Linked DNA regions of Homo sapiens: region 2 is linked to region 1. A link is an interaction called in ENCODE POLR2A ChIA-PET data of the cell type or tissue named here. Cell type or tissue: A673. All regions are shown on one strand.

The links. ChIA-PET counts read pairs that join two places held together with the same protein. Peaks named below come from ENCODE experiments on the same cell type or tissue, not always from the same donor. Only the 100,000 strongest peaks of a DNase experiment are listed, where the experiment ranks them.
Region 2: POLR2A ChIA-PET joins it to region 1 with 12 read pairs; 3 of 35 experiments call an interaction of 5 or more read pairs at or near these places.

What each region holds. Positions count from the first base shown.
Region 1 is chr9:131,015,218-131,023,217 of GRCh38, forward strand. The region is part of intron 1 of LAMC3 (laminin subunit gamma 3); the gene reads left to right. It also overlaps the pseudogene LOC124900284. Among named protein-coding and RNA genes, the nearest start is that of LAMC3, 10 kb to the left of the region's middle. RefSeq lists an enhancer at 1,414-1,985 and a silencer at 3,829-4,016. In A673, a CTCF peak has its summit at 3,596 (motif pointing right); a DNase peak (open chromatin) is centred at 4,804.
Region 2 is chr9:130,725,732-130,733,731 of GRCh38, forward strand. It overlaps a transcript of ABL1 not described here. Among named protein-coding and RNA genes, the nearest start is that of EXOSC2, 36 kb to the left of the region's middle. RefSeq lists enhancers at 3,764-4,600, 4,601-5,437. In A673, a CTCF peak has its summit at 6,701 (motif pointing left); a DNase peak (open chromatin) is centred at 3,180.

The sequences.
Region 1 (8,000 bases):
TGTGTTTCCTCGCTCAGAGCAAGGGAGTGAGGAATTCATGGATGAAGGGCCCCCAGCCTTGCAGGTGCCTCCCGTACTCCTAAGCCACGGTGTTCACAGCAGTGCCGCCGTCCTCCCAGCCCAACCCTGCCCTGCCCTGCTCTCCCTTGCCCAGGCTTCAGCTGCTTGGTCTACCTCCCTTCCCTGTGGCCCCTTGTCCCCGGGCAAGCCCTCCCAGCAGCCATGCCCTTCCCCAGCTCATGCCCTGGCTTTGCTTATTTGAATCATAGTCGACATCCAGGACTCCACCTGCACCCCTCGCCCTGACTCGGTCTCCACCTGAGCCCTCGACTGGGTAATTTGAGCAGCCGCCTTGACACCAACCACTCTGAATGTCATGCAAGGGCCCCCGTGTGCAAAGGCTATGCAAGGGCCCCTGTGTGCATAGCAGCATTTTCTTTTCTTTTTTATTTTTTTGAGACGGAGACTCGCTCCACCGCCCAGGCTGGAGTGCAATGGTGCGATCTCAGCTCACTGCAACCTCCACCTCCCAGGTTCAAGCGATTCTCCTGCTTCAGCCTCCCAAGTAGCTGAGATTACAGGTTCCTGCCACCACACCCAGCTAATTTTTTGTATTTTTTTGTAGTTACGGGGTTTCACCATGTTGGCCAGACTGGTCTCGAACTCCTGACCTCAGGTGATCTGCCCTCCTCTGTCTCCCAAAGTGCTGGGAATACAGGCGTGAGCCACGGCACCTGACCCATAACAGCATTTCCACAATAGCCAAAGGCAAGGCAGCCTAAGTGTCCACCGAGGGGTGAATGATGAGCAAGAGCAAATGTGGTCCATCCATCCAGTAGAATATTACTCAGCCCTGAAAAAGGAGATTCTCACACAGCCACAGTATAGACGAACCCTGAGGACATTATGCTAAGGGAAAGAAGCCAGCCAAAAAAGAACAAATACTGTAGGGTTCCGCTGATATGAGAGGCACCCTGGGATAGTCAAGTCCACAGAGACAGAAGGTAGAATGCTGGTTGCCAGGGGCTGGGGGAGGGGCAATGGAGAGTGACTGTTTCATGGGGACAGAGTTTCAGTTTGGGAAGATGAAAGAGTTCTGGAGATGGATGGTGGTGAAGGTTGCACAACAATGTGAGCTGTGCAAATGGGTAAGATGGTAAATGTCATGTTATACATATTTCACCACAATAAAAGAAGGTTTGGGGAAAAGTACATGTCAGCCCCGTGGGAAGGCAGCTTGGCAACATGGTTGAAGACCCACAAGAATATTCCTGGCCTTTGGCAAAGGAATCCTACTTCTGGGAATTCAAATAAGGGAAGGGTCCTAATGCATGAAAACATTCATCGAGGCGTTCTTTATAGTAGGGAAAAATGGGAACCATAAGGGACTAGTTAAGTAAATTGTAGGACATAAATTCTCATGGTGATTGGAGCCATTCAGTGCAACAGCTGACAAAGGGTTTGTAATACACAGGGAGCGCTTAAGTCAAAATGTTGAATGAAGAAAAAGACACAAGTTGGTATATGTGGAATCATCAGATTTATATTTTAAAATCCCTAAAGAGTAGGCAAAAAAAGAAAGACATCAAACTGGTAAGCGTGTTTGTCCTCAGGACTTGCAGTGACTTTTCTTCCATTTTCCGTGTTTCTACATTTTCCCAGTATTCTCTCATGAAGCTTGTTCTAATTTAAAAACTGGAGAAAACACATTTCTACGATTTTTTTTTTAAAAAGCACCCGCCTTGCTATGTTCTGTTTTAAGATGTTTTTCAAAGTTCTGGTGCAGCACAGCTTGGCACCGTAACTCCCAACCCCTTAAAAGAAAGCGTGCGGAGCAAACAGGGTCCGGATCTGGGGGCGGCCTGGTGTCTGCGCCTGTTTGGAGCAGAGGCTTCGGGCCTTGGAACGAGGTGGGGGGCTGGCCCAGATGTGTATTCGCTAAAGGATGCTGTGCGCGGGCTGCTGCGGGTCACCGGCGCAGACTCCTTGGTAAACATCTAGCAGCCAGACACCTCTCGGGAGGGGAGCTTGGAGCCACTTGAAAGGTAGCTGGCAGCTAGAAGCGTGATCGGAAAAAGGCAGTCACTGGGAGTTCATGCAAACGAGCGGCCTCACGCGATAGGAAACATCCCGGCTTTTCTGTCCTTGCCAAACCAGGAGGTGAGAGAAGATGCAGCAATATCACAGAGACATGGCAGGGACTTTTTGTTACAAGAGTTAATTAGAGGCCGGGTGCGGTCCTTACGCCTGTAATCCCAGCACTTTGGGAGGCCGAGGCCGGCGGATCACTTGAGGTCATGAGTTCGAGACCAGCCTAGCCAACATGGTGAAACCCTTTCTCTATTAAAAAAAAAAAAAATTAACCAAGCGTTGTGTTGGGCGCCTGTAATCCCAGCTACTTGGGAGGCTGAGGCAGGAGAATCGCTTGAACCGGAGGCAGAGGTTGCAGTGAGCCGAGATCGGGCCATTGCACTGCAGCCTGGATGACAGCAAGACTGTCTCAAAAAAAAAAAAAAAAAAAAAAAAGGCCAGGTGCAGTAGTTCACACCTGTAATCCCAGCACTTTGGGAGGCTGAGGCGGGCGGATCACCTTCGGTCAAGAGTTCGAGACCAGCCTGGCCAACATGGCAAAACCCCGTCTCTACTAAAAATACAAAAATTAGCCAGGTGTGGTGGCGTGTGCCTGTAATCCCAGCTACCCAGGAGTCTGAGGCAGGAGAACCACTGGAACCCGGGAGGCAGAGGCTGCAGTGAACCGAGATCGCACCACTGCACTCCAGCCTGGGCGACAGAGCAAGACTCCATCTCAAAAAATAAATAAATACATAAATAAAAGAAAGCAGCTTAATCCCTCCTTTGTGATGAAAAAGTTTCTTCCAAAGGCAACAAAAAGGTTGGGAAAGGAGTGGCCCCAAGATCTTTTTTTTTTTTTTTCTTGAGTTGGAGTCTCACTCTAGCCCAAGCTGGAGTGAAGTGGCATGATCTCGGCTCACTGCAACCTCTGCCTCCTACGTTCGAGCGATTCTCATGCCTCAGCCTCCCGTGTAGCTGGGATTACAGGTGCATGCCACCATGCCCGGCTAATTTTTTGTATTTTAGTAGAAACGAGGTTTCACCATGTTGCCCAGGGTGGTCTCGAACTCCTGAGCTCAGGTGATCCCCCTGCCTCGGCCTCCCAAAGTGCTGGGATTACAGGTGTGAGCCACTGCGCCCGGCCCCCAAGATCTTTTAAACAGCGACGAGAATTAAAATCTGCAGCCCTAGCCCAGACCCTCACAAGCTCCAGGGGCCAATGAGGCTTCTGGGTGATTGAGACAGCTGTGTTCCTATCAGGAAAGCCGAGCCAAGATGTCATCCTTGACTGTTAGCTGGTGGTGACACTGCTTGGGAGTACTTGGCTTCCCTCACCTCCAGGCCGCCCAATATGCTGTTCTCTCTGTCTAGAATTCTGTTCCCTCTGCTCTCCTCGCCTGTCTAGCTCCCATGCACCCCTGCTCATCCCACCCGCTTACTGGACCACATGCCCCAAACTTACTTCTCACCACCTCCTCCCTCTCCATGCTCCTGCCAGCCTGAACTACAGGCTTCACCACAAGGTGGCCACAGCTTTGCCAACATCCTGCCTGGTGTGGAATGCACCTTCTCCTCACCTTCCCTGGCTAATGGCTGCTCATCCTTGGAACCATAGGTTTGAGCGCCTTGTTGATGCTCCCACAGCCTCCCTGGGCTACTTTGTCCTGTTCTATAAAGACCTGCCTGTCTCATCTGGGCACGGTGGCTCACGCCTCTAATCCCAGCACTTTGGGAGGCCGAGGCAGGCAAATCACTTGAGGTCAGGAGTTTGAGACTAGCCTGGCCTACATGGTGAAATCCCATCTCTACAGAAATACAAAAATTAGCCAGGCTTGGTGGTGCACGCTTGTAATCCCTGCTACTCAGGAGGCTGAGGCAGGAGAATGGCTTGAATCCAGGGGACGGAGGTTGAAGTGAGCCAAGATCACGCCACTGCACTCCAGCCTAGGCAACAGAGTGAGACTTTGTCTCAAAACAAACAAACAAACAAACAAAAACAAGACCTGCCTCTCTCTCCCTACCTGTAACCTCCCCTTGGGGCAGGTGCCATGAATCCTTATAGCTGAGCATGGCACCTAGCACACAAGAGGTGCCCAATAAATGCTTGCCCGATGAATGAGTAGACTCGAGGCAGGATTTGTACCTTCAAGGAGTTTATAATCCAGTGAGAGAGTGGAGACAGCAGGCAGTCCTGACAGTGTGGATCACATTGTCCCAAGTGTGCCTGGAAGTCATGATCCCTGGATGAGTCTCTGTTTCACACTAGCCAGCATTTAGTGAGCACCTGCTATGTGCCACGTGCTTTGCCAAGTACTTTACTCACACTGTATGGCTGAGATCCCCAAACACTTCATTTACTAGTGAGGAGTCAGGCTCAGGGAGCAGAAGGACTTCCTCAGTGTCATGCCCAAAGTCACTGCTCAAAACCTGGGTGCCCTCCTACTCAGGAGTCCATGGAGCCCCAGAGAGAAGGGGCTGCCTAGGAAGGGGGTGAAGGGGGTGCTGGTGCCCATGGAGACATGGAGGTCCCACCCGCCCCCCTCCCAGTCTTCACCTGCTGGCTGAGCCAGCAGCTGGGCACAGCAGAGCCTCCCCCGGCCGGGCCCCGCACCGCCCACGCCAAACAGCAGGAGCGCCAAGCTGTGTCCTCTCCAGCCAGCTGGAACATAAAGCCCATCAAGAATGACACCGGGACAGTCATAAAATCAAGCTGGCCCACATCCGGCACTGACCAAGCAGAATGAGCTCAGTACGAAGAGGCTTATTTTGGGAAAATGGAAACAAAACAAAGCCCTATAATTGGAGCCATCTGGGCAGCAGTGGCCTAGGGAGTGGGGCGGGAGGGGCTAGGGTGGAAAGCTGGGCTGGGAATGCATGGGTGAGGCTGCCCTGCCCACCTCGAGCATCAGAACCAGGTGGGTGAGCTGCTCCCAGCCTACAGGGGAGTCACACCCAGCAGGGTCCCTTAGCCCCATCTGGCCACCCACTGTTCTTGTTCTTCCTCTCCCAGCCAAGCTCTTGGCACTTCTGGGTGTGGTGACTCCCTATAAGGAGCTGGGGACTCCCCATGGCCATAATGCCAGATACCACAAGACCCTGGCTGAACCAGGGATAGGCTCCATCACAGCCCTCCCATCTTGGCACTAAGTCTAAGCCCCAAATATGAATCAAGATTGCCAAGTCTAAAAAAACAAAAAGATTGCCAAGTTCTCCTCTAACCTGGGGAGACCAAACAGTTTTCCTTGGATTGAGTGTTGCCTAGGGCTTTGTGTTAAGAAGGATTCTGAGGTACAGTCTGAGCCAAAACATGACTGAGACATGACTGCATGTTTGCAAAGAGAGGTGGCAGGGCATTCCAGACCATTGCATAAGTCAGGGAACAGACGAGGGGCTGAGAGAATGACAGAGAGGAGGGCTAACACAAGGAATTCCAGAGAATGAGCTAGTGATCTGGTGAATACTGAGGTCACTTGCGAGAAGGAGGTGATTCACCAGCTTCTTGTTTTGGTGCATAGAGAGACTAGGGGAGGAAGGAGGGTGCCTTTATTTTTCCCCCCCAAATACATGTAACACAAACGTGGAGTCTGGCTTTCGGTTCTTTTGGGTATATCCCCAGAAGTGGAAGTGCTGGATCATATGGCAATTCTATTCTTAGGTTTTTTGATGTTTTTTTTTCTCCCCAGAGTCTCTGGCTTCTTTTAATTAGTTTTAACCTTTAAGCTTTTGTAAGCGTAATCAACCAGCTGAGGATGGTAGGGGATATTTCCCAACACTTCTCGTGTAAACTCAAATTGTAGGTTCTTGCTTGGAGTAACACAGGCTCTTCACTGCTTACAAGGTTATTCTTGAGTTGCAAAAATTCTCTCTCCGTAGTTTTTCCTGGATTCCTCTATTCAATCTCGGCTGCCACAGAAAGCAGAAAGCAGTCAGAGAGAAAGCACAGGGACGCTGTTTTTGCATCTGTAGTGGAAACCTTAGCAGACAGTAACTGCTCTGGGGCTGTCAAATAGATGCATTGTTTTTAGTTTTTTCGGGAACCACCAGTTTCCCATAGCGTATGCACCATTTCACATTCCCACCCACAGTGCATGAGGGTTCCAGTTTCTCCATATCCTTGCCAACACTTGTTATCTTCTGTTTTTTTGATAATAGCCATCCTAATGGATGTGAGGTCCAATAATACATATATATAACTGTGTAGGGAAAAACTCCTCAAACTGTGTTTTTCCTCTGCTCTCAGACGACAGCCATCATCAACACAGAAGACTTCTGTGACCAAATGCGTGGGTTTTTCCCCCACCCAACAAGCAGCGGTACCAGCTGGGTGTCCTCTAATTCAGTTCCAACACGATCTAGTCAGAGATAGCATCCGGTCCCACAGGTTGAGGGCTCAGTCCCCAAGGCTGTCTTCCGCCACACACACCAGTCACAAGTCTAGGCCTCACGAACTTCTGACAGATTAGCTTCAAGTTCCCATGACCCCTTCTTTGGGTTCAATCAATTCACTGGAGCAGCTCACAGAACTCAGGGTAACACATTGACTGGTTTATTATAAAGAATATTGCAAAGGACACAGATGAAGAGATGAGCAGGGTGAGGAACGGTGAAGGGACGGGAGCTTCCATGCCCTCCCTGGGTGCCACCCTCCAGGAACCTCCCCGTGTTCAGCCATCCAGAAGCTCCCTGAACCCTGTCCTCAGGTTTTCATGGACGCTTCATGCATCAGCATTGCTTCCCTTGGGCGTAGGGTGGGACCCTCTCTTGGAGGGTCTTAAGACCCACGGTCAGAAAGGTGGGGGAACTTTAGAGTGAAAGGAGGGCAGGAGAAGGCAGAGGCCTGCCCCTGAGGCCCAACACACCCAAAATTCTAATGAAAGACCGTAAGGAGGGCTATGGGAGTCATAAGCCAGGAGCTGTGGATGAAAACACACACACACACACACACACACACACATATATATGTATTTTTTTAATAGAGAGACATGGTCTCACTATGTTGCCCAGGCTGGTCTCAAACCCCTAGGCTCAAGTGATCCTCCCACCTTGGCCTCCCAAAGTGCTAGGATTACAGGTGTGAGCCACCACGGCCAGCCCGAAAACTGACAGCTATCATAACACCACAATAACATACATAGTATATATAACAGCTTTAGGAGATACAATTCACATACCGTATAATTTACCCATTTAAACTATACAATCCAGTGGTTTTTAGTATATACACACAGTTGTGCAGCCATCACCACAATCAATTTTAGAATATATTTATTTATTTATTTATTTATTTTGAGACAGGGTCTCACTCTGTTGCACAGGCTGGAGTGCAGTGGCACGATCACAGCTCACTGTGGCCTCTACCTCCTGAGCTCAAGCCATCCTCCCACCTCAGCCTCTCAGGTAGCTGGGATATGCAAGCCACCACGCCCAGCTAATTTTTTAATTTGTTCTTATTTATTTATTTATTTTTTGTAGAGAGAGGATCTTGCTATGTTACCCAGGCTGGTCTCAAACTCCTGGGCTCAAGCGATCCTCCAGCCTCAGCCTCCCAAAGTGCTGGGATGACAGGTGTGAGCCACTAAGCCCGGCTTGGAACACCTTTATTACCCTGTACCTATTAGCAGTCACTTTCTGTTTTCCCCCAGTCCCCATCCTGAACCCCTATCCTGTGACAACCACCTGTCTCCTTCCTGTCTCTGTGGATTTGCCTATTCTGGACATTTACGTGGAATCCCATAAGATGTGGTCTTTGGTGATTTTAGCTTCTGCCACTTAACGTTCTCGTGGTTCATTCTTGTGGTTGCGTGTGTCAGCACTTCATTTCTTCTTGTAGCCCAATCATATTCCATCATATGATATATGCCACGTTTTATTGATTCATTCATCAGTTGCTGGGCATTGGAGTTGTTCCCACTCTTTGGCTGTTGCAA
Region 2 (8,000 bases), 290 kb before region 1:
TCTTTTTTAAGGCTGAATAATATCCCATTGTGTGTGTATATATATATACACACCAAATTTTGTCCATCTGTTGGTGGAACTTGTGTATGGTGGTTTTTTTTTTTTTTTTTTTTTTTTTTTGAGACAGTCTCACTCTGTCTCCCAGACTGGAGTGCAGTGGTGTGATTGCCTGAGCCCAGGAGTTCAAGCTTGCTACAACCTTGACCTCCCGGGCTCAGGCAGTCCTCCCACCTCAGCCTCTCGAGTAGCTGGGACCACAGGTGTGCACTACCACACCTGGCTAATTTAAAAAAAAAATTTATAGAGACAGAGTCTTGCTATGGTGTCTAAGCTGGTCTTGAACTCCTGGGCTCAGGTGATACTCCTGCCTCAACCTCCCAAAGTGTTAAGATTACAGGATTGAGCTCCCTTGCGCGACCTGATATTTTAATATTTTTTTTAAAAAAGTGTAATATGCATACAGAAAGGGGCACAAATTGAATGTACAGCTTGATGAATGATCACAAATGAATACCTCTGCATTCCACTATCTTGCTTAAGAAGTAGAAAATTGTGAGCACACCTCAGAAAGCCTTGTGCCCCCTTCCAGTTTCACTCCTGCCTTCCTCCTCCTCAGAGATAACTACTGTCTTACGTTTTAGCACCATCGATTAGTTTCCCTTGTTTTTGTTTTTAATATTCCCTTGTTATCCTTTTAATGTCTATAGGGTCTGTGGTGATATGCTTTTTCCATTCCTCACATTGGTAATTTGTGTTTTTTCTCTCTGTTTCTCTCTCACACACACCTTTTCAGTTAGTTTTGCTGAGGGTTTACCAATTTTATTAATCTTTTCAAAAAAAATTTGTTAACTTTCTCAATTGTTTTCCATTTTATTGATTTCTGCTCTTTATTTTCTTTCTTTTACTTAAAAAAATTTTTTTTTGTAGAGATAGGGTCTTGCTATGTTGCCCAGGATGGTCTCAAACTCCTGGCTTCAAGCGATCCTCCTGCCTTGGCCTCCTGAAGTGCTGGGATTATAGGCGTGAGCCACTGCACCCAGCCTACTTTGGGTTTAATTTGTTCTTTATTTCTAGCTTCTTAAAGTAGAAATTTAGATCGATTCCAAACCCTTCTTGTCCAACATAGGCATTTAAAGCTGTGTATTTCCTACTAAACACTGCGTTAGCTCTATCACATAAGTTCATCACATAAGTTTTCATGTGTTATTATCAAAGTGTTTGATTTCCAAGTATTTGGGAATTCTAGATATCTTGGTTTCTAATTTAATTTCATTGTGGTCAGAGAACATCTTCTGTAGAATTTCAGTCTTCTGACATTTACCAAGACTAATTTTATGGCCCAGCATATAACCTGTCTTAGTGAATGTTCCATTTGTAGTTGAAAAAAGTTTGTGTTGTTGCATGTAGTTTTCTATAAATCAAGTTGTTTCATGCTTTTGTTTAAACATCTTCTATATTCTTACTTTTTATTTTGTACTTACTTCATCTATAGCTTTGCTGAGGTTTTTTTTTTTTTGTAGAGACAAGGTTTCACCATGTTACCCAGGCTGGTCTTGAACTCCTGAGCTCAAGCAATCTGCCCTCCTGGGCCTCCCAAAGTGCTGGGATTACAGGTGTGAGCCACTGTGCCTGGCGGTATCTCTCTTTTTTACTGAGAGAGTGATGCTGAAGATCAACAGCTATAATGATATATTCGTTTATTTTTTCCTTTAATTCTATCACTTCTTTTACTCTTAAAAGCATTTATTCCGCCGGGCGTGGTGGCACACGCCTGTAATCCCAGCAATTTGGGAGGCTGAGGTGGGTGGATCACAAGTTCAGGCGTTCAAGACCAGCCTGGCCAAGATGGTGAAACCCTGTCTCTTACTAAAAATACAAAAATTAGCTGGGCTTGGTGGCAGCTGCCTATAGCTACTCGGGAGGCTGAGGCAGGATAATCCCTTGAACCCGGGGTACAGAGGTTGCAGTGAGCCGAGATCGCGCCATTGCACTCCAGCCTGGGTGACAGAGTGAGACACCGCCCCCCCCCCCCAAAAAAAAGCATTTATTAGGAAACAGGAAAGACTGAACAAGAACAAGAGAACTAAGCATGTAACTCAAGAAGCCAGAGAACCAAAGTAATCCCACAGTACACAGAAGAGAATAATAAAAATAAAAACAAATTAAGAATGGAAATGATCAATAAAACCAAAAGCTAACTTTGAAAAATATTATTGATCTAGGCACACTTCTGGTAAGACTAATGAAGAAAAAGAAAAGGTAGAATATTTAGAAAAGGAACAATATTTAGAATGAAAATATAACTATAAATACTCTCAGTTTTTGCCTCTTTTTTTGTTTGTTTGTTTTTTGGAGACAAGATCTCACTCTGTCACTCAGGCTGGAGTGCAGTGGCAATCATAGCTCACTGCAACCTCCGTCTCCCAGACTCAAGCTGTTCTCCCACCTCAGCCTCCTGAGTAGCTGGGACTATGGGCATGCGCCACCATGTCCAGCTGATTTTTTTTTTTTTTTTTTGTGGAGACGGGGTTTCATCATGTTACCCAGGCTGGTCTTGAACTCCTGAGCTCAAGCAATCTGCCCTCCTACGCCTCCCAAAGTGCTGGGATTACAGGTGTGAGCCACTGTACCTGGCTGGTTTTTTTTTTTTTTCTTTTCTTTCCTTTTTTTTTGAGACAGTGTTTTGCTCTGTCGCCCAGGCTGGAGTGCAGTGGAGTGATCTTGGCTCACTACAAGCTCCACCTCCTGGGTTCATGCCATTCTCCTGCCTCAGCCTCCTGAGTAGCTGGGACTACAGGCGCCTGCCACCACGCCCGGCTAATTTTTTTGTATGTTTTTTTAGAAGAGACGGAGTTTCACCGTGTTAGCCAGGATGGTCTCAATCTCCTGACCTTGTGATCCACCCGCCTCAGCCTCCCAAAGTGCTGGGATTACAGGCATGAGCCACTGCGCCCAGCCTGTTTTTTTTTTTTATAGTTTGTATTTTTCTGCTGAGATTCACCATGTTTTCATTCATTAGACCTGTCTTTTCCTCTAAATCCTAGAAGGTATTTGTAATAAAGACCGTGCCTGCTAATTTAAATATCTGAGTCATCTTGGGGTCTGTTTTTATTGATTGCTTTTTCTGTACATTATGAGTCAGATTTTCCTGCATTTTTGCATGTTAAATAATTTTGATTGTATGCCAGACATGTGGGTGTTATATTGTAGGGATTCTCAATCTTGTTATCTTTCTTTAAAGAAGTTTTCATTTTGTTTTGACAAGTAGTTAGGTTACTGTAGTTACTTAAATTACTGTAAGTGACTGGTCGTTAAGTTAGTTTGACCCTGCCAGGTTTGGTTTTATGCTTTGTTAGTATGGGTTTATCCTTGGTCCAGACACCCGGCCCTTAGAATAGAGGGTACTCTTTAGACTTAATGCTTGGCCTTTTTGGGGTCGAAACAAAATAACAGAGGTGCTCAGCAAAGTCTCTCCACCCTGGATGAACTGGTACTTGAATGTCTTCCAGCACTGTGAAACCTCTGTGTCTGTGCAGTTCTCAGCCTCACAGCCACCGCTGTCTGCTAAACTGCATAGAATCTGGAAGCCATGGACCCACAGGATGCCTCCCACCTTCTTCTGCCTACCTCTGTGTTCTGTCACCCCACCCATGCCCTCATCTTCTCTCAGATTTCTTGCCCTACAAATTCTACCTGCCTCAGCATCCTCAAATCCAAGTCTTTGCTTCCTCAGTTCACAGAGATGGCTGCTGTCAGTTTAGGTTTCATCTCCCTGCACTGTGTTTGGGAAGGTGCCCCAGGCAGGAAGTTGGAAGCAACATGCAACTTACCTTATGTTTTTCTCTTTCCTCAAGGGTCACAGCCTTGCCTTGCCTTGCCTGTCATCTAATGCCTGAAAACAGTCGTCTCAAATATTTTATTCAGCCATACAGTTGTTTAGGACAAAAGGATATCTAATACCACTTTTACTGCATTATGGACAGAAGCAGAAGTTCAATTCTGCATATTCTTTTTTTTTTTTTAAGATGGAGTCTCACTCTGTCGCCCAGGCTGGAGTGCAGTGGTGTGATCTTGGCTCACTGCAACCTCCACCTCCTGGGTTCAAGCGATTCTCCTGCTTCAGCCTCCTGTGTAGCTGGGACTACAGGCATGCACCACCACACCAGGCTATTTTTTTTTTTTTTTGCATTTTTGGTAGATAGGGTTTCATCATGTTGGCCAGGCTGGTCCCGAACTCCTGACCTCAAGTGATCCACCTGCCTTGGCCCCCCAAAGTGCTGGGATTACAGGCGTGAGCCACTGCGCCCAGCCAGACTTTTTTTTTTTTTTGAGATGGAATTCTGCTCTTGTTGCCCACGCTGGAGTGCAATGGTGCAATCTTAGCTGACCGCTACCTCCGCCTCCTGGGTTCAAGTGATTCCCCTGCCTCAGCCTCCCGAGTAGCTGGAATATGGACATGTGCCACCAAACCCAGCTAATTTTGTGTTTTTAGTAGAGACGGGGTTTCTCTGTGTTGATCAGGCTGGTCTCGAACGCCCAACCTCAGGTGATCCGCCCACCTCGGCCTCCCAAAGTGCTGGGATTACAGGCGTGAGTCACCGCGCCTAGCCTCCGGCCAGACTTTTAAATGTTAGCCTTGCAGGTAGTTGTGCAGTAGTATCTCCCAGCCTTAATTTGCTCTTCTTTGATGACTCATGAGGTTAAGCACCTTTTCATATGTTTACTGGCCATTTGGAATATATGTGTACCTATGTATCTCTTGCCAGTTCACCTCTTTTGTCCATTTTTCTATTTATGTTTATTCCTCATTGATTTTTAGGAGTTATTTATATTTTTTTTCCTTTTTTTTTCTTTGTTTGAGGCAGAGTCTTATTCTGTTGCCCAGGCTGGAGTCCAGTGGCACAGTCTCGGCTCACTCCAACCTTGACCTCCTGGGCTCAAGCGGTCCTCCAACTTCATCCTCCTGAGTAGCTGGGACTATAGGTGTGTGCCACCACTTCTGGTTAATTTTGGCATTTTTTGTAGAGTTGGGGTTTTACCATGTGGCCCAGGCTGGTCTCAAACTCCTGAGGTCAAACCATCCACCCACCTCGGCCTTCCAAAGTGCTGGGATTACAGGTGTGAGCTACCGTGCCTAGCCTGTGTACTCTCAATACAGGTCCTTCGTTGGGTGTATTTATTATGACTATTTTCTTACACTTTGTGGTTCACCTTTTCACTCTTTATTTACATAATTATAGCCATTGTGCGTTTTCACTCTATCTCTCTTTTTTTTTTTTTTTTTTTTTTTTTTGAGACAGAGTCTTGCTCTGTCACTCAGGCTGGATTACAGTGGTGTGATCTCGGCTCACTGCAACCTCCGCCTCCCAGGTTCAAGAGATTCTCCTGCCTCAGTCCCCCGAGTAGCTGGGATTACAGGCGCCCACCACCATGCCCAGCTAGTTTTTGTGTTTTTAATAGAGAAGGGGTTTCACCATGTTGGCCAGGCTGGTTTTGAACTCCTAACCTCAGGTGATCCACCCACCTTGGCCTCCCAAAGTGCTGGGGTTACAGACGTGAGCCACTGCGTCCGGCTGCTTTTTCACTCTCTTAATGGTGTCTTTGATAAACCTTAATTTTGACTTAGTCTAATTTAATCTTTTATGGTTAGTACTTTTTTTGTGGTCTGTGTAAGAAATCTTTGTGTCTACCCTAAGGTCACAAAGAAGTTTCACTCTCTTACATCTCATGTTTATAGTTGGCCTGGAATTGTTTTTTCTGTGTAGGGGCGAAGGTTCATTTTTTCCCTCATATTGACCTAGCTGTTTAATTGAAAAGAACATCTGCTGCTGTGTAAATCAGGTATACATGTACGTGTGGATCTGCTGGGGAACTCCTTCCTGTTAATTTGTTTGTCTTTCCTTGCACCAGTATTACAATGTATTACTGTAGCTTTAAAATAAATCTTAATGCCTGGTAGAATAAGGCCTCCTGTTTTGTTCTTCAATATTGTCTTGGCTTGCTCCTTTGTATTTCCATATACATTTTAGAGTGGGTTTTATCAGCTTCCATACCCAAACAGAAATACCCTTAAGGATTTTCTTCTCTGATTGCACTAAATCTATAGGTTTCTTTGATCCTAGAAATGAATAATAGAATATAAAGAATTCTTATTGATGAAAGAAAGCTATTTCAGGAAACTTTTTTTTTTCTGTTAATGATAAAGGCTAAATGATTCCTGTCAATTGTTTCAAATTTTCAACTTTCAAAATACCTGCTGCTTCTTTCCAATTCACCTTTCTCTATTCTTTTTTTTTTTCCAATTGTATTTTTCTTTGACACTCAGTACTTGTCCCTTGATAGTGGAGACCATGTTTATACATTTTCATGGATCGAACAGTATTTTTTTTTAACAGACTAGCTACTTAGTGAATACGCAGTTGAATCTACTTGTTTGGCAGGTTCAGGCATTGAACAAGTACTAAGTGCCTGTTCTGTATCAGGTACTGTGTCAGTCTGGGGTAAGAGAGCCAGGAACAACATAGCCAACAAAAGGCTCTTTGTGTCTAATTTATATTCCTGAGGACCACCACTGGCCATCTGCTTGGGAGAATGGTTATGGCTTGAATAAACAGTGTGGAATGGGTCCAGGGAACCGGCTGAGGAAAGGGGACATTTACTCAACCTGATCTTCTTTGTTAAGCAGTGGAGAGACCCCTGGTGGAGCCAGCAGTATCCTTTATCTATAATAGCTTGCTTTTCATCTTTTTTATATCAGTGGCTGCCTGTGGCCTCTCACCAAATCTGGTGGACTCATTTTCTCTGTGTATTTAGTTTTTCTCCTGGAAATGACTAACAGCTGCTTAAGTCCTTATTCCTTTCTCCAGGTTTCTGGTGCTGCCATAATTTGTTCTATCCACTTGGGATACTGCTGTAGTGGGAATATTGTCCCTGTTACCATCTTCAGGTTACAAACCTTTTCCCCAGCTTGTGGTAAAATCCCGGGGGTCTGGTGGATCCCACGCATTTTAGGATGTATATGGGAAGCTAACATTATAGGCACAGTGTTTTTTTTTTTTTCACTGTGTCCGTCTGTTCTTCAGAGGAGCAAAGGCTAGCATGACCTTTAAGTCCTCCTTTAAGAGTACTGAATTTCTGCCAGGAGCGTGGCTTGTTCCTCAAGTGTCGCTAGGTGAATTGTTATTAGCAAGGAGGGATGAAATTGCGAAATCTTAAAAAGTAGAGAATTCCTTCAGATTTCATTCTTGAGAGGTAGAAAACAGGAAATAGAATTGCTAAACAGAGAAGGGGAGTGTTTTTAATAGAGATATTTGTATGAGAATAAGAGGATGGAGCCATAATCTGAGGATGCCTGTCTTGTTTGCTCTTTGGCTTAGTTGGATCTTGGGTTGGTTTACTTCCTGTACAAACTGTGAGTTAGTAGGGACTGAATTTACAGTAATATCTAAACTGATTGGAACCTTCACTTGAACAGAATTGAGTTTTGGCGTGTTCACTTTTAAGAGAAAGAAACAAAGGCAGCCAACCCAGTATCAAGAGTTTAGTCAAAACAAACAACTCCCAGATTTGCCTTGGTAGTGAATAGATTCAGCATGTTTGTACTTTCTATTTCTTCAGTATCATATAGTAATTTATTGTTTCATTGGTGATTTTGCAGCATCCTAGGTTGCAAAGAATATCTCTTGTGGATGTGTAAAGTTAAAAAAAAATTTTTTTTTCTTGTAGCAGGGTCTCAGTGTTACTCAGGATGGTCTTGAATTCCTGGGCTCAGGTGATTCTCCTGCCTCCGCCTCTCAGGTAGCTGTGAGTACAGGCGTGCACCACTGCGCCTGGCTGTAAAGCACTTTTTTTTTTTTTTTTTTTTTTGAGACAGAGTCTCACTCGTTGCCCAGGCTGGAGTGCAGTGGCGTAATCTCGGCTCACTGTAAGCTCCGCCACCTGGGTTCACACCATTCTCCTGCCTCAGCCTCCCGAGTAGCTGGGACTACAGGCGCCCGCCA